Regions from separate parts of the Homo sapiens genome. Here region 2 is linked to region 1. Evidence: chromatin loops called from intact Hi-C (ENCODE). Cell type or tissue: PC-3. All regions are shown on one strand. Each heading gives the region's core, and the rest is flanking DNA. Links, peaks and the distances in the headings are about the cores only. Region 1 has its middle 54 kb from the start of EDN1. Region 2 overlaps LOC124901260 (a long non-coding RNA gene).

Evidence for each region. Hi-C counts contacts between places; a loop is a spot of excess contacts. Peaks named below come from ENCODE experiments on the same cell type or tissue, not always from the same donor. Only the 100,000 strongest peaks of a DNase experiment are listed, where the experiment ranks them.
Region 2: a loop joins it to region 1, with 4 times the contacts of the local background. A loop is called at or near these places in 1 of 110 quality-filtered maps.

The regions. Positions count from the first base shown.
Region 1 is chr6:12,339,188-12,348,590 of GRCh38, reverse strand. No RefSeq gene overlaps it. Among named protein-coding and RNA genes, the nearest start is that of EDN1, 54 kb to the right of the region's middle. In PC-3, for the core only: no CTCF peak of the experiment used is centred there; a DNase peak (open chromatin) is centred at 5,150; H3K4me3 peaks cover 1,191 bases; H3K27ac peaks cover 3,095 bases.
Region 2 is chr6:12,242,648-12,252,050 of GRCh38, reverse strand. The region is part of intron 2 of LOC124901260 (a long non-coding RNA gene); the gene reads left to right. It also overlaps a transcript of EDN1 not described here. Among named protein-coding and RNA genes, the nearest start is that of EDN1, 43 kb to the left of the region's middle. In PC-3, for the core only: no CTCF peak of the experiment used is centred there; a DNase peak (open chromatin) is centred at 6,090; H3K27ac peaks cover 741 bases.

The DNA.
Region 1 (9,403 bases), core at 2,489-7,488:
GCTCATGCCCATCTCATCCCCAGCTTGTTGGGGAGCTGGGGCAGGCTGATTGCCAGAGCCCGGGAGTTCTAGACCAGCCTGGGCAACATAGTGAGACCTCATCTCTACCAAAAAAAAAAAAAAAAAAAAATTAGCTGAGCTTGGTGTCTCATGTCTGTAGTCCGAACTACTCAGGAGGCTAAGGCAGGAGGATCACTTGATCCCATGGAGGCAAAGTTTGCAGTGAGCTTAGATTGCACCACTGCACTCCAGGCTGGGTAACAAAGTGAAACCCTATAAAAAAAAAAAAGAAAAGAAAACAAAGAGAGAAAGAAAGAGAGAAAGAAAGAAAGAAAGAAAGAAAGAAAGAAAGAAAGAAAGAGGAAAGGAAGGAAGGAAGGAAGGAAGAAAGAAAGAAGGAAAGAAAGAAAGAAAGAAAGAAAGAAAGGAAGGAAGGAAGGAAGGAAGGAAGGAAGGAAGGAAGGAAGGAAGGAAGGAAGGAAGGAAAGGAAAGGAAAGAAAGAAAGAAAGAAAGAAAGAAAGAAAGAAAGAAAGAAAGAAAGAAAAAGAAAGAAAGAAAGAAAAGAAAGAAAACACAAGCAGATAGGAGTGAACATCGTTTCTTGAGATCAAGCACAGTTACATGCAGAACAGCAACAGGAGAAAATGTCATCTAGCTGAGAGGGTCTTAAAGACCCTGTGCCTCTGAATATTTCCTCATTGACTGGATGCTTAAAACAGTCCCATCTCTGATGTCCTTGAGTTAAGGAACAGTCTCTCTCTCTCTCTCTCTCTCTTTTTTTTTTTTTTGAGTTGGAGTCTCACTCTGTTGCCCAGACTGGAATACAATGATCTTGGCTCACTGCAACCTCCGCCTCCCGGGTTCAAGCAATTCTCCTGCCTCAGCCTCCAGAGTAGCTGGGATTACAGGCATGCACCATCACACCTGGCTAATTGTTGTATTTTTAGTAAAGACAGGGTTTTACCATGTTGGCCAGGCTGGTCTTGATCTCCTGACCTCCAATGATCCTCCTGCCTTGGCCTCCCAAAGTGCTAGGATTACAGGCATGGGCCACTGCGCCTGGCCCAGGAACAGTCTCTTTTAATACTAAAATCTTTATTTGAAGAGATGAAATATATGAGCCTTATTAGCCACCAGTATTTTAGCTTAAATTAGCAAACCCACAAAGAATAAAATATTAGACAAGAAAGTGTTGGGGGAGAGAAAAAGAAAGTTAAGAATAGCCCAGGCAGGCCGGGCGCAGTGGCTCACACCTGTAATCCCAGCACTTCCGGAGGCCGAGGCGGGCAGATCACGAGGTCAGGAGATCAAGACCATCCTGGCTAACACGGTGAAACCCCGTCTCTACTAAAAAATACAAAAAAAATTAGCCGGGCGTGCTGGCGGGCGCCTGTAGTCCCAGCTACTCGGGAGACTGAGGCAAGAGAATGGCCGGAACCCGGGAGTCGGAGCTTGCAGTGAGCCGAGACGGCACCACTGCACTCCAGCCTGGGCGACAGAGCAAGACTCCGTCTCAAAAAAAAAAAAAAAAAAAAAAAAAGAATAGCCCAGGTATAAAAGGTTTACAGTGGGCCAGTTCATTAGGATAGCCAAAAGTGGGGAAGGTGATCCTGGATCCTTGAAGAAATCCACACCAACAGAGAAAAGGAGAGTACAGTAAGTCCCTCCTTAATGATGGGTTCTCGGGAACTGTGACTAAGTGAAATGACATAGAAGGTACAATGAAACCAATTTGAACTTAGGCTAATTGATATAAAACAGAGTTATGTTTAGAGCAAAACACTTTTTATATTAAACATAGAAATAAGTGTGGGCTACACATACATTTAAGAAAGAGTGATAAAATTAAGTAAGATAATTATTTACTTGCTTCTTCCAGTTCAGGGTTGCAGGTGGCTGGGCCCTGTCCCAGCAGCTCATGGCAAAAGGCAGGAACCAGACCTGGATAAGGTGCCATCCCATCACAGGGCACACTCACACCTCACACACACGCCCACACTCCCTCACACCGGGGCAGTGTGGACATGCCAATTTACCTAACAGGCACAGATTTGGGAAGTGGGAGGAAACTGGATCACCTGGAGAAAACCCACACAGATGTGGGGAGAGCTTGCAAACTCCACACAGATAGTGGCCTTGGCCAGGAATCCATTTTTTTTTTCCTCATCAACATTGTAACATTATTTGAAGACCTGCTGTATAATAAGAGAAAGCAAATGGCACTTTAACAACAAACTATGCGGTGATTGTCAGCTGTTTAGGGAGAGGTCATGGCACCAGAATGCCCTCGCCATACCCACTGACCTGTTGAAGGGAAAGCACTCTTCTCAAAGAAAGGTCTCATCCATGTTGTTCTAGAAGGTCTCACCCATTTTATAATGCTTGAACACAGGCTCAGAGTCATCGTCCATTCCTTCCTCCATCCCTCTCCCAGGCAAGTGGTCTGAAAGCAGTGCTTCTGAAGTTTAAGGAGCATATGGATCCCTTGGCGATCTTTTCCAAGCAGATTTTTATTCAGTAGATCTGGGTTGGGGCCTGAGAATTCGCATTTCTCACAATCTCCCGAGAGATGCTGAGGCTGTTGGCCCAGAGACCATGCTTAGAGTCACTAGGGTCTAGAAGGCCGTCTTCCCTGGCATGTCTCACAGCGGTCTTCTTGTCTCCATCCCTCTGCTACTGCCTAGTTCAGGTCCTCTATGACTCTCCTCTGGAGAATTGTTTCTAGGCTCAATCTATTTTCTATGCAGTCTCTGGGCAATATTTCAAAAAGTGAATATGACGTGTTACACCCTGCTTAAATCCCTTCCAAAGATCCCACTTGCCAAGGAAGTTATTTTGAAACAAAATGTTTTCTTAAGCTGAACTTGAAAATAATAATAATAATGATGATGATAACAATAATAATAATAGAGAGGGGGGTTTCCCAATGTTGTCCAGGCTCGTCTCAAACTCCTGGGCTAAAGCAATCCCACCACCTCAGCCTCCCAAAGTGCTGGGATTACAGGCATGAGACATCATGCCTGGCCAAATTGAACTCTTAATACAGAAGCTTTCCTGGAATCCAATGTTGAAAATGCATACAAGCAGCCCTGTTCTGGCCGAAGCTGAGGGGAAATGCCTGGGTTCTTTATTAAGTCTTACTTGCTCAGCATGCTCTGTTTCCTGGTACTAGCTTTGAGATACCTCCATATAATCCTAGATTCTGGTGACCCCTAGGACCTACTGTCCACTCCAGAAGCCATTTCAGGCTGAAGCCATCATATACCTTGAGAGAGGTTACTCTCATTTTCCTCCTCGGTAAGATGAATATAAAACTGCCTCCTTGTAGAGTTGATTTTGAAGGTTAAATTGGATCATGTGCTCAGCATAATACCTGGGACATAACAGGTGCTCAATCGTTGTTTGTTTCACTTCCCTCATAACATTGACTTAAAACTGCTTTCCAGCTGGGAGTGCTGACTCACTCATGCGATCCCAGCACTTTGGGAAGCTGAGGCAGAAGGATTGCTTGAGTCCAGGAGTTGGAGATCGGCCTGGGCAACATAGTGGAATCCAGTCTCTATATAATAAATTTAAAAAGTAGCTGGGCATGGTCCCAGCTACTCTGGAGGCTGAGGCAGGAGGATCATTTGGGCCTGGGAGGTGAAAGCTGCAGGAGCCGTGATGGCACCACTGGACTCCAGTCTGGGTAATAGAGTGAGACCCTGTCTCAAACAACAACAAAAAACATTTTTCCCTTGATGAATATAATCATCATGCCCACGTTATTGGAAGGGATAACATACTGGCCTTATTAGTGCGAGTGGATTTAGCTTAGGCTTTTTTCTTGTGGGCAGGCTTTGCTCTGGTTGGAGGTGAGGGATTACTGGAAGAGATGAAGAAGCAACCCTGAGCAACAGAGAGAGGGGATGGAGAGGTGGCCAGGAGGGTAGACGGATGGACAAGACATGGCGCCGAGGCTATTGAAAGGTGCACCAGTTTCACAATAATGCTTACCACCAGCCTGGTGCCTTTCATATTAATTAACATGCGATGCATAGAAATTTTGAACAAGTTGAAAATTCCTAGACAGTGATCTTTGCTGTATACCCCAAATGGCATGTGCACTCAAGGGCATCAAGCTTCCTAGGAAAGAGTTCAATCCTGCTTGCCTCACTCAAGCTGTTTCTGATGGCAACAGTTAAGGATGAAGCATGTCCCTTAGACCTCTAGAGAGGTGCCATGGGCCTGGGTACTGTCCCCTCTGCTGGAATATTCGCTGCTCAAGGGCAAACAGCAGGCAGCTGTCTTACTTTAGGTCCTCTTGTCCACATCTCTCCCTACCTTCTATCCCCAACCTCCTGCCTACCTCCCAGAATCCATGTGAAGTGCATCCCAAAAGGACTCTCAATACCCCGTCTCAGCTAACTGACTTGGGACCCCTTTCTAGAATTGTTCTTCCCTAATTCTCCACAACAAGCAGGTTGCACAACAGGTGGCAAGGTGCCCCCGGGCAGTCCAGAGACCTGGTCCAAAATATACACGAATGGGCTGTTTATTTGCTCTAAACAGGACAGCCTGTGTGAAACCTGAACCTTGTCTCCTAAAGGATTTTGGCTACTTGAGGTTCCTGGTGTTAGATCAGGAGCCAGACTGAGGGCAGGGTGCCCTCCCTGCCCTCCATTGCAAAGGTCTTTCCTCCTCAGGAAATCGCGTCAGTACCAGTCTGGGGCCACTGTGCAGGTCTTGCATTCCTGGGAGCCTACAGAACAGCCTCAGAAGGTCCTATCAAGCTGCGGTATCTCAAAGCCTCCTGCAATGCTATTAACATAAAACCATAATCTACCCTGCAGAGTTAATAATTAGTTACAATCGGTTATAAGCCAAACACATCCCCAGTTCCAGTTGACAACAGGGAGGCTGTGGAAATGCCAGCTGGCTGGGAGGTTAGCAAAGCAGGTGAATGGCAAATAGGGCAAAGTAAAGCATCCACCTCAATTTGCAGACTGCTGAGGTTGTGCATGCCAGGAGCGTTGCATTCATATCACAGACATTCCTGCAGTCTTGCTCTCTGCCCCTGGAAATGTGTTAGCCCTACAAATTTGCACACCAGCAAGAACTGTGACTAACCATATATTTTTTACACAACGGGACTCATTGCAACAATCTGCACAGGAATTCCCATGAGAAATAGCTGGCTGTCTCACTTCCCTGTTTGCTAATGCATACAGGATTCATTCGTCATATACCCTTGATTTAAGAATATATATACCTTGATTTAAGAATCGTTACTGGACAGCTAACTGATTCATTCCTAATGCAGTCCCGAAGGGCAGGGAAGAAATGGATGTCTTCTTTCAGGTCTCGGGAGAGACCTGTAAGTCCCAACCTCACTGAGTGTCACTCACCCTTAGTGTCCAAAAGGTTTAAAAAGGAGCCGTCTCTAAACACTTTGTTATCCATGGAGGGAAGTTGATATTGCAGAAATGGAAAGGTTTAGAATTGCCTTTGGTTATCCTAAGTAGCTAGCTGGAAAGACCATTTTGGCTACATCACCTCATATAGTGTCATTTACAAACAAATATGTTTTGTTCATTGAAAATAACATTTCCAGACAACTGCCATGTACCCCACAATGCACGAACATGTTTTCATTGTAATCATTTTATTATTTGTTTTTCTGAGCAGTATTGCACAAGTTCCTCCCTTATTAACTAAACAGAGAACCAAATATGTGTAGCCTTTACATGATGACTATTGAAATGGTTATTTCATTGGAACAATGAAAACTTTTGGTCTACTGGGGAGAAATGTCCCCAGGGTCAAAGGGAGGTACTGAGACCTTTGTCTCTGTCCTCAGCGGCTGCAGGTGCTGTGCCTTCTGAATTCGCCGGCCTGCTCACTGGGAGTGGGTCTTTCCCTCACTTTCAACTGTCACTTCTAATCCTCCTGAATGAGCGGAAAATGGAAAATATCAGGCTTGTTCAAATTATGTTTCACATAAGTTTTACTCAGCCTTCAAGTAAAGGGTTGAATAACTGAGTACATCACAACGCTGTTTAGTGCATTAATTTAGTAATATTGACTTTATACATTTGGGAATCTTCTTATTCTCAGCTCTCTTTTGGTACAGTTGAGGTTGCCAGACAAACTACCTCAGGATGGGTGTGAGGCTACTGTGCATTGCAGCTGGTTAATAGGTGGAACCTATTATTTTACAAGGCTGCATGGAAGTCATTAGGAGTGGTGAGAAGTTTAAGAGTCCCAGGTATAATTAGGAAGATAAGGACTCAGATATTCAGCTGACACTTGAAGAACCTGAGGTCTACATGCAGAGCCTCCAGCTTCCCCATTGCTGGAGGAGGAGTGGAGAAGGAGGTGGCACCCAGGGATGTCCAGCCCCAGACTTGGGGCCATCTGCACTGTGGGGTGGGGATGGGGATGATAGAAATTGTCATGCACTTCCTTAGGTCAAAAAAAAAAAAGAGAGGAAAACAAAATACAAAGCTTGTCACTCTTATATTTAAAAAAAGGAAAAAAAAAACACACAAAAAAACCCCAGGACTTTTTATTTTAGGATAAAGTCCAAACTCCTCAACATGTAATATAATTCCTGGTCTAGCCCATTTCTAAGCCTCTCTTTTCACCACTTCCCCAAATGAAACAATGCCACTCCCTCTTCCTAGAATGCTCTCCTTCCCCATCAACTGCCTCTCCTCAGTATCTCAGGTACCCCTCCCACACTCCGCAGTGCGTGATGTGTCCCACCTCCGAGGTCACAGGCTCACTGGACCTGGGAGAGACGATTTGCATCCTGTCCCGAGATTATACATGGATTTAGCTGGCCCCTCATTTGACTGTGAGGGTCTGGGGACAGAAATGGCAGGTCGTTCATCTCAGCCATTCCAGTGCCTGCTGCAGAGACGCTTAATGTGGAATGAATGAATGAATGAATGAATGAACATTTTAATTTATGAAAGCAGACTTAGGGAAATGTCTGTGAAGACAAGCAGTCTTCACAGCTTCATCCCGGTGACAGTGGAGGGAGGGGCGGAGGGGAGAGAGGTGCTATGGGCTGCTTGTTTACAGACCACATGTTTAAGCCTCAGGCTTTTTTAGTGCCCGCTGCACTAAAACAGGGCAGATACAGCTTCTCCAGGCCAGCTTCTCCAAGTCTTTCCAGCATCTCTGCCTGTCTCGCTCTACTTGCTAAAGCTACAATTGGCTTTGCCTGCCCCGTTGGCGGGAAGGGTGGGAAAGACTTTAGTTTAGAAACAAGTTGTTAGTGACAGAGCCTTTTCTAATGCCGCTGACAGCGTCCCTCAAATGAAGCACTTCTTCTTCATGCTGAATGCGTTTGTGTTATCTGTAGGGGAATTTTGAGTTGGTGTTTTTGCCATTTTTCTTCTTAAATTTCATTCATTTAATTAAGGTATAATTTAGATACTATGAAATGCACGGATCTTAGTGTTATAATTCAACGCATTTTGACAAATGCATACACCAGTGTAAACTTACACCCCTAATATATCTGCCATCCCAGAAAGTTCCCTCGTGTCCCCTCCCTATCTCCACTGTAGGATAATTTTGTAAAAGTAAAAAAATGAAGTGTTGGCTGCGATGCCATTTGTGCACTAGTCAAAGCAGACTGGCTTTATGTGAGTGAAATCATTAGAAATCAACACAATAAATTACTTGATCCAGTACTAAGTGTTTTAACTTGACATGGATTTAGAGAAAAGAAATGCATTAAATGCATTAAAATGTCATCTGGGGTGCTGTTAGAAATTCGGATAAGTGAGCCCACCGCAGCACCATTAAGTCAGAATTTCTTGGCATGGCATCCAGGAATACATATTTTCAATAAAAGTCCCCAGGAATTCCAACGTGGAGTAGGGGCAGGAGGTGACACCAACGACGCTGTTGGTGTGGAGACCAAAATGGTCTGTTATGACTGGACAGAGATAATCATTGATCGATGGGGAAACAGAGTGCCAGAGAAGTATAGTGGCTTGTTCAAGGCCACGCAGGGAATTCATGTTGTGGCTTGCATTTCTGGGAGGGCAATAGGAAAGGCTGGGATCACAGTCATCCACAATGGCCCAGAAAACTATTTGCCCCTGAGTTGTTCGTAGAGGTGACCAGAACCCAGGGCCAGACCCAGGCCTCTACTGCCTCCCTCACCCCGTCCTGCTCAACAGTTCTGGAGGCCACATAGGGAAGGGACTCTGCGTCTGATGGAAAGCAAGAAAGGAAAGCACTGTTTATGCCCTCCAGCATTCAGCTCCACAGACCCACAGCCCTGAGGATTCACTGGTGACATTATAATCTGCCCCCATCCCAACTCTTCTCCTCTTGACAATGTACTCTAAGAGACTGAACTGCTTTGGTGCGGTGTGTGGGGGTGGGTGGCAGGCAGGCTTACCACTGACAGGGATAGGTCAGTGCAGGCAATTTATCACCCAGTGGAACTCCTCCTTCCCATCTGCCAAATACACAAATAAATCAGGCATCAGAGCGACACCACTGGCGAACGGTCCCGGTGGGACCACATCCAGCCGCCCAGCCTCCCCGGCTCCACTGCCACTCAGGCAGTGTTTTGGTGGCACCTCAAGCAGAACTGTCCTTTCTTTCCCCACCCAGACAAACCCAAACAGTTGAGAAATAATCAGAATGAACTGGTGTCCTGATGAACCTTTGATCTTCCCGAGTGTCAGTGTCCAGCCAGTGTGTGAGGCTCCCATTGAGGAGGCTGCAGAGTGAGGCGGAAAGTCAGTAGTGTTCAGAAAAGCATGGAGTCTTTTTAGCACTCTGTCCCTGTCCCCTCCACAAAAGATAGCACTGGATGACCAGAGCCCACTGGCCAGCTTAGAGGGACACCAGCGTCAGAATCCAAGGGAAGACAAGACTTCGGAGCAGGCAAGAGGACCTGCCCTCTGCCCCAGGTGAGGGCTATGACTTGAATCATAGGCATTTACCACGGCAGGGGGCCATCAGCCTCTAGCCTCTACCTGGCTGCTCTCACAGCCCCTGACAATGTCTGCCACTCCCAATATGAATTAGCGAGATGGGCTTCCATGCAGGGTCCCCAGATTTGCCCCAGTAATGCCTGAGGAGCCCGTGGGAGAGGAGGCAGATGAAGTCTCAAGAGCACTGGGGCCCCTCTCTTGATTCTGTTGGGATTCTGCTGCCCCAAGAGCCTGGCTAAGCCACTTTAATCTCTGGGCTTTGGTTTCCTTATTTGTAAAATGTAGGGGTCAAATTAAGGTGTCTTTCAGTTCACTCCCAACATTATGGGTTTCAGTCTACCCCTCCCAAACCAAGAACCTTGAATTTGTTTCGATATATTTTATTTCCTATTGGGTGCAGATCTATTGGGCACACAGCCGAGATGGGCAAAGGTCTAGCAATCATTCCGGGTAG
Region 2 (9,403 bases), core at 2,987-7,986, 97 kb after region 1:
AGCAAAAGGAACTTGCTGCCCAATGTTCTAGAATCCAATAATATAACACCAAGTTTTTGAGAAAGAAAAGCTATTTATTGCAAGTTGACTTACAAGGAGATATGAGTCAAGCTCAGATCCATCTCTCTGTGCTGGTTTTAAGGCAATACTTTTACTAGAAAAGGTTTAAGAGGGTGGATTCTGAGATTAGCAGGTAATTGGTGGGAGGAAAGGAGAGGTCTGAAAGACCCTCAGGCACGCACAGTCATCCCTTTGTGCTTCCTTATAGGTCCCATGTGCAAATTTGGGGAGGAGTTAATATAAAACGTGCAGTGGAAATCCAGGCTGTGACATCAGCAAGCTTGTTCTGTGCAAACTCCAGCTGGCCGTATCGGTTCGAAAAGATTTCAGCCAGTTTTGTTGTCTTACAAGTGGAGGGAGTTTTAGTGTTTCAGGAAGCTGTTTCTTGTTTTTAATCTGACATCCTGCAAACCCAAGAATTTATATGAGTTATTGGTTTCTTTAACTTTTGGGGCACGTTTCACAAGTAAATATAAAATGCACTTCTATCAGGGTCACCTAAGAGTGTGCTCATTTTAGACACTTGTAATGTCTTCTTGGAAATTTAGGAGACAGAAATAGCAAGTATTCCTTCTTGAATGACACCTCAAGTTTGATGAGATATCATTCACATTGATTCACGTTAAATAGTGTGCCAACTGGCTTTACTTGCTTTATTGATTTTTAGCAAGATCTATGTCACTTATTGCTTTCATTGTGTAAGTCTTTCCAATATTCCAGCTAAAGAGTTGTCTACCATTAATCTCTTCATTCTGTTAAACAGTAAAATAACTTATTAGTTAATTAGCTTTTTGGGGTATGGCTTAAGTTATCTTTGGTCTTTTGCTTTATTTGGATTTTAATATCCTTTCAGTTATGAATGAGTGTTGTGATATATCCTTTATCAGTATCCCTAGGTACAGCAGCTAAGGTGGTATCTCCTCTAATAGTCCTTTATTTTATACTTGCCATAATTTTAGAGGCAATTTCCTTAGCAAACCTTTCAGTCTCAGGAAGCATGGCATCATCTGTGTTGCATCAGTTAAGCAGAAATGACTTGTTGGATTTGATTATGCATTTGAATAGTATTAGAGGCAATTAATGTGTGGATAACCTCCAGTTGTTATATACAAAGATGCCAAGAGGCACTCAAAATTTGGGCTTAGGGAGTCCTTGACTTACCCAACAAAGAGAGTAATTGATTTTGTTATTTAACTCCCATCTCCTAAAGGGATATCTTTTGAAAGAAACCTTTAAAAGGAATGCTATTTTTTTTCTTAAAAGTGTATTTTTATGGTGCGATAAAAATTGTAGACAAGGAGAGTTAATGTGCTCCTAATTGCCAAATTTTAAATTTCAAATCTTTTTTCCTTTATAAACAAGTTACAAAGTTTGCTCAGATATAGGCATGAACAGGCATTTCCCCAGATTATGCAACATGGAATTTTTTCAAAACTCAATCTTACACAGAATTTCTCCCACAAAGCATAACAAACTCTTAGCAATCCTGAAAATTTCTACTCATTGATAGTGATAAGAAGACAAGAAATTTTGAATAATATTGGCAAATAATTGAAATAAATGGATTCTGAAGATACCTTCTTCAAGGCAATTATCCTGCAAAACCTTTAGCTATTCTTACCAGTGGCAACAGTGAAAGATAAAGAATTTATTGACAGAGTATCAATTCCATGGTCAAGTCTAACTAAAACAGAAAAAACAAAGGACAAATCATCAAAATACAAAAAAGTGCATCTTTTTAATCTAACTTAGGCCATTAACCACAAATATGACATCATATATTTTCCAGCAGTCAGTGAACACTTTTTTGTAACTCTGTAAATTTGATTTATCTTGTATGCTTCTGAGGGATCAGGTTACATAAGAGTGCATGGGTCAGGAATATTTTTCTTAAAGTCAAAAATGCTCTTGAATCTTAATTTTACTTTATTATAACCCCTTACATAATCCACATACATATGCGTGTGTGTATATGTACATTTCCACATATGCCAAAAGTGTTCAAAAAGTTGTTTCAAATAGAAGTTTTAACTTCCCCTTGATGCCAGGGAATTTGCTTGTTTCACTCACAGGTGAGCGTGGTTCTGGCAGTCTCTGGTGTCTGGAGAGAAAAAGGTAGGATCTAAACAACTTCCAACCAACCCTGAGGGGGTCAGAGAGGTATAATCAGCAGTAGGACTGTCGTAAATCACAATGAAGTAAATGATAACACACCCATAGGCTTACCATGCCTTGCAAATAAGGACTCTGGCTTTGCCAGCTCTTACCAAACTCGTTAATGCCTTTCCTTCACTCCAGGATGTACACAGCCATAAAATGATGAAATGAACCTTCCTTATCATATCCTATAGCACTTGTTTGCCCCAGGTGAGCAGCTATTTACAATGGAGCTGTGTTGCTGGGCTCAGATCACCCTTGCTTTCTCTCTGGCTCTGACACCATAAACTTTGTCTTGTCTCAATGCATAGCATCCTAGATCCCCTAAGTAGGGATGTATCATTTTATATTACTGGAAGACATTTGCCTTACATCTCTGAAGATCTACTTTTCAGAAATCAACCAATCAATATTTATTAAGCACATATTCATGTCAAGTACTTCCTGCTTAAGTCATTTTACAATCCATATAATGTAGTTCTTCAAAGCATGAGATTTTGAACAATTTTTAGAGAGGAATCCCATAGTATTGCAAAACAAAGCAACAGTTGAATCTCACGTATTTTATTCATGGAGAAAAACTAAATGTCTCATCTTTCCATCTGACACACAGTATTCTAGATCCTTGCTACTCCAAGTACAGTTCATGGACCAGCAGCATTGATATGAGCTGAAACTTGTTAGAAATACAAAATCTGAGGCTCACCCGAAAACTCACTGGCTCTTAACAAGCTCTTCAGATGATTCATAGAAACACTAAAGTTTAAAAATGAATGTGATAGATTAACTTTGACTCATTTGTGTCTAACTTCTTCAACATTTGTGCTAAATAATTAGAAGATCATGGCTCCAAACTTGCAAAAATTAGAGGTTGAGGATCAAACCCAAAATTGCCAAACTCAGCCTTCACACTTGTTCTATCATCACATTGAATATACAGTTTTTTTCACTGTCCCAAATAATCATTTCCCTTTGCACGTATGCTATAATATCACTTAATATACCCAACTAGCAACAGTGGTGGTGTAAGAAAAATCAATGTATCCAAACTAACTTTAGAAACCTTGTTTTGTTAAAACCTGATGCAGAATGTCACCAGCCTTAATCACATGGTTTGCAAAAAGTCCACAAGCTAATTGACATAACCTACACCCTTTCACTCTCCTGAAGCTTAGTGTAATGTATCAAAATTATCTCAGGCAAGCCAGGTAAAAGAGTTGCTCATTGCAATCTTTGACTTGTCATTCAGTGGAGTGTGGCTATTCTTGTCTCCTCTCTTCCATCATGCTTAGTTCACAAGGATATTTAGACATATACATTCAGTCTGCTCATAGACTTCAATGTTCTTTGCATATAGGAGAATGTCAGAATCATGAATTTCAGGATAGCTACCCAGAAATGAGACAGAGGAGGTGAGGGTTGTATTAGTCAGCTTGGCCTGCCATAATAAATACCATAGGCTGGGTAGCTTAAGGCACAGACATTTATTTTCACACAGTTCTGGAAGCTAGAAGCTAGAAGTTTCAGACCAAGGTGGCCGATTCAGTTCCTGGTAAGAGCTCTCTCTTCATGGCTTGCAGACAGCCTCCTTCTTGCTCCATGTCAAGGCTGTGTATTAGAATTAATTGTTCTGCCACTATGCTTTTCCTATCTCTTTTCCTCCTTTTGTATAATCTTTTGCCTTTTCTTTCCCTCGATCTTGTTGTTTCTAGCTTTACTGTTCTCAGTTTAGACTTGTGAGGAATATCCATTGATATTTCCTTTGTGGAGCAGAAGACAAGAGTGGAGGGAGAAAGAGAGATCTAGTATCTCCTTTTCTTCTTATAAGGACACCAGCCTCATTGGATTAAGACCCTAACCTTATGACTTTATTTATCCTTTAACATCTCCTCACAGACTCTGTCTCCAAATACAGAGGCTAGGGTCCCAACACATGAATTTTAGGGGGATCTGTCTCAGTCTATAAGAAGGATGTAAATAGAAATCATCCATTAGAGCTGCGTGTGGTTGCTGACACCTGTAATCCCAGCACTTTGGGAGGCAAAAGCAGGTGGATCACCTGAGGTCAGGAGATTGAGACCAGCGTGGCCAACATGGTGAAATCCCATCTCTACTAAAAATACAAAAATTAGCCCGGCGTGGTGGCGCATGTCTGTAATCCCAGCTACTTAGGAGATTGAGGCATGAGAATCGCTTGAACCCAGGAGACAGAGTTTGCAGTGAGCTGAGATCACGCCACTGCACTCCAGCCTGGGTGAAGGAGTGAGACTGTCTCCAAAAAAAAAAAAAAAAAAAAAGAAAGAAAGAAAAAAAAAAAGAAATCATCCTTTAGAATACTTCTAAATTCTAAATGTCTTTCCTTTGCCAAATACTGGTATCTTCCATTGTCTCTTGTTTGATCTGGTCTAGAACTCCCTTGAAATTTCCGAGACCAGCAGGATTCTCAATGCCATCATCTGTATCATTCCATGTTATACAGAAACATGTTACTCATTTATAAGACCAGGGCTTCAAGGTACCCACATTCACCCTCCAGCACCAACATTTACACACCAAGGTTCACTTAGCGCAAACTTCTAGTTAGTGGGTCAGATCCACACAGGAATTGGAATCACAGAAACCAAGTAGATGCTGTGGCCTGGAAAGAGATCCCCAGCCACCTGTGGCATGGCAGGAGCCAGCCTGTTTACACAGCCGACATGACAAGACACAACCCAAGGCCTAGAGCACTGCAGGCTAGTAGCATCATCTATGAAAAATGTCATAAAAACATGTGTGTAGTGATTTCATAGTTTACAAAATATTTCCAAATATAGTCATCAATTCAACAAATGTTTATTGGGCACCTTCTATGCACTAGCTGGTGTTCTAGGTACTGTAATGAAAGTAAGTACATATGTTCAATAGTGCTACATAATAACAATTGATTCTTACAAGGGTCTCAAAAAGCAATCAATATACAGATTATTATCTCCAGTTTGAGATGGAAAACTGAGGTGGAGATAGGTTAGTGATGTGACTGGACTAACGGATGAGAGTGTTACTGGGACTTAGGCCTTCTGGCCTATGATCCAGGGTTCTTTCCTCTCCAAGAGTTTACATCACTTTTCATCCCAAAGGCTCACAAGTCTAAACTGAGAACAATAAAGCTAGAAACAACAAGATCGAGGGAGAAAAAAAAAGGCAAACGATTATACAAAAGGAGGAAAAGAGAAAGGAAGAGCAGATAGTGGCAGAACAATTAATTCTAATACACAGCCTTGACATTTACACTAACCCCAAGCAGCAGGGTTACAGATACTGCTTGTGTGTGCACGCCCAGGATCTTGCCAGTGGCTCTCAGGAGAGGGACTTTTGAACTGATTGATATTCTTGGCACAGAAAGACAATGTCATTGCAACTCCTAGGCAAATTGCTGTCTGGGAAAATGGTTTTTCACCCAGGCAAGTTTTCTCAAATGTTAAGAAGTGATTGCCTCTGAGCTATGTTAAGAAGTGATTGCATCTGAGCTGCATGTGGTCTTGTTATCTCTTGGGCCCTAAGAGGCGGGCTGTGGAAGGAAGCCTCTCAGATGCTGCCCCTTGCCCACCAGGTGGCTTGAGTCAGGCAAACCACTCAGAAACACTTCCCTGCACCTTCCATTTAAATCGTGTGCTACAATCTAAAGGGCAGAGGAGGACATGATGGAAATTATTAAAGGAAGAGGCTGAGAGCATTTTCAAGAGCCATATGAGTAGGAAGAGGGAGGAAAGCAGCTGTTCTTCTCTACACACCATAGAGGTATATGCAATTTCTTTAAGGATCTTCTCTGCCTTTGTGGGGTAAAATATGGGTCATGTAAATACAACATTGTTATGGCAATTACTCACTGACGACACACAGAGGAGATTCTGTTACCTATAAACAGCTAGTAAATATGGGCATGACATTTTAAACAGTTTTCTGCTTTAACAAGACAAGAGGATGATACTTCCCATCTCTTTAGCTGATTGTCCCTCCCCACCCACAGCCTCTTTCCCTTCAACACTTTCTGCCTAAATCTCCAAATAATCACCCCACTCACTCACACCAGGCCAGTGGCTGGCAGGCTCCTTGGCCAAGTTTACTATCTGGTTCCAAAGGGGAAGGAAAAATGCATTTGTTCTTTCAGAATGAGAGCTCCCAGAACATCAGGGGTGGAGGGCTTGGTCATCTGAGGGTGTTTCTATAATCTGGAATCCTAAATTTAGCAAGGGACATAGCCCAGGCTAAGAGAATGTCTTCCTTCCTATGAACTTCCACCCATCAGCAGAAGTGGAAGCTGGAAAAGCTCACAGAGGTCACTCTTTCCCCCCAGGTTTTCAGTTACTTGGAACACTCCACTTTAGGGATTTCCAAAGTCACTGGGCTCATTGGAATATTCTCTTTTTATTGACATGAAACGTGTTTGCTGAGTCTGGCTGGCCAAGTGATTCCACAGGGTGAAAAAGAAAAGGCATTGAAATATTCATCAGGAGAGCTACCCAGTTCCACCGCCAGTTTCCTAGGCAATGGTGGGTGAATCTAGTCATTTTTTTCTCAGTTTCCTCATCTCTAAAACAGAGATGATATCAAGTCCTATGTACCCATATCACAGAGACATGTTAAAATAAAATAATACGTGATAAATGTTTAGGAAAAAAGCTGCTGAAAATGCATTCAAAGTGGAGTTTGTAGCCACTTATTATAATTATTGCCACTTCTTACATTCTGAAATATTTTCAGGGTAGAATTTTTTAAAAGACATTTTGTGACTTCTTTACACTAATAATTATGGGTGATATTGATAAGACAGTTCTCGTACATTGATCTTAAACTCAGTTATCACAATCTTTTGTAACATTTTGCTCTTGGCTTATTTGTTCCTGATAGGGTAGAAGTTGCAGGAAAAGTTGATTAATTAAAAGCCATATTGTTGTAAATTTCATCTGTGTGGGGTCAATGAGTCTTGTAATTTAATGTTAGAATACCCTAGAGCAGCGGCTCTCAAAGTGTGGTCTGTGGACCCCTGGGCTTCTCTAAGATCCTTTTGCAGGAGCATAAGATCAAAACTATTTTTTAAATAATATTAAGACGTTATTTGCCTTCTTTACCATGTTGACATTTGTAGTAATTGTGAGCATGAAGCACTTACAGTATACTCTAATACTTACACACTTGCTATGAGTTGTAGGCTGAAATAGCCTATTTTTGCATGGAAGCATTTTTTCCCTAAAAGACAACTGACTGCAAACTATTGTTATTCAGCCTTGGCTATTTGACAAACTTTTTCTTGAGACTAAATAGAGAGCCTGTCACTTCAAGGAAAATAACAAACATTATTCGTTGCTGAAAATAACATTTGAACCTTCAAGCAAAACTTTGAATTTTGGTAAACTTGTACCTGCTTGTGTAAACCAGACAGCTTCCCAATGCCTCAAAGACTTTTCTAATGAGATCAGTGATAGTAACAAATGTGATTTTTCAAAATATTGTATAGCCAACATTTGAAAGGTCAAATATTCACTCAATGAATTAATATTTTCCAAATGATTGATGCATTACCTGGCAAAATCATGCATGGGCAAAAGATCCATAGGAAAATATAATTAATTTTATTAAAATTAGTTAATTTATTTAATTTGTATTGAGTTTATTATTGCTTTAAACAAATAAATATTTTAAATGTTTTTAAAATATTTCTTTGATATAGTAAATATATTCTTTGATATAGTAAATGTAACCCACACAAATGAAAGCTTCCTGGGATCCTCAATACTTTTTAGAGGATAAATGAATTCTGAGAACAAAATCTATCAGAATGGCTGTGCTACAAGTCTTAACTTATAGTCTGCAGTGAGATAACATCTCTAATATAAAAAAAGAGAAAGTTTCCATCACGAGTAACTAAATACTTTCTCAATTGACAAATAAAAAAAGAATATTTGTATAAATTAGGTTATATCCAACATAAGCTTTTCTAAAGTAATTTTATTTATTTTCAAATCAGAATGTTATATGTTAGTGAATTAAATTCGAATCACTATGGTACAGTTTACTCATCCACATGACAAATACATTAATTTCTTGCTAACTATAGGCTTTTGGGGATATAACTATAGATGAAATGTAATCTGCCTTCAAGTAGCTCATAGTTTATAAAACCATCAGAAAAGGAAATTCTTCTCACATTCATTTTATGTATGTATGTATTAATTCAGCATTCATGTATTTGTTTTGTCCCCTCTGAGCCAGGCACCAGTATAGACATTGGGTTGAAAGACACAGGACTTGTTAACCATGCTTGGAACTCACAGTCCTGAGTACAGATAGGAATACAGTTGACCCTTGAATAACATGGGTTGAACTGTGCAGATCCACTTGCACAAGGATTTTCATTAATAATAGTTACCCCCAGTGTGCCTGCCTCTCCTGCCTCCCTCCCACCTCCTCCACCTCTTCCACCTCTGCCGCCCCTGAGACATCAAGACCAGCCCCTCCTCCTCCTCCTCTCCTCCTCCTCCTCCTCCTCTCCTCCTCCTCCTCCTCTTTACTCAATGTGAGGACATCACGGATGAAGCCCTTTAAGATGATCCACTTCCACTTACTGAATAGCAAATATATTTTCTCTTCTTTATGATTTTTTAAATAACATTTTCTTTTCTTAACTTACTTTATCATAAGAATACAGTATATAATACATATAACATACAAAATGGGTGTTAATTGGCTGTTTATGTTATCACTAAGGTTTCTGGTCAACAGCGGGTTATTACTAGTTAAGTTTTTGGGGAATCAAAAGTTATCTGTGGATTTTTGACTGCAAGGAGAGTTGGTGCCCCCATCCCTGGAGCTGCCTAAGAGTCAACTGTAATTATACAAATGAATACTCTAGCATAATTCTAAGTGCTCAGGAGGGTAGGTACAAAACTCCTTGAGTGATATCACAGAGACCTGAACCCAGCCTGGAGAACAGAAACAGCCTTCATGAGAATCATAATGGTTAATAGAGAGCATTCCAACTGGAAGAAATATTATATACAGGCCATGAGGAGGGCTGGAGAAACAGAAAGGTCAGTGTAGTCAAAGCATGTTCAGCCAAGGAGGAGCCAGAGGGACCTGGCAAGGTGAGCAGCGATCCAAAGCCACCTACCCAGGGAGCAGCAAGGCTGAGATCCAAACAAGGATC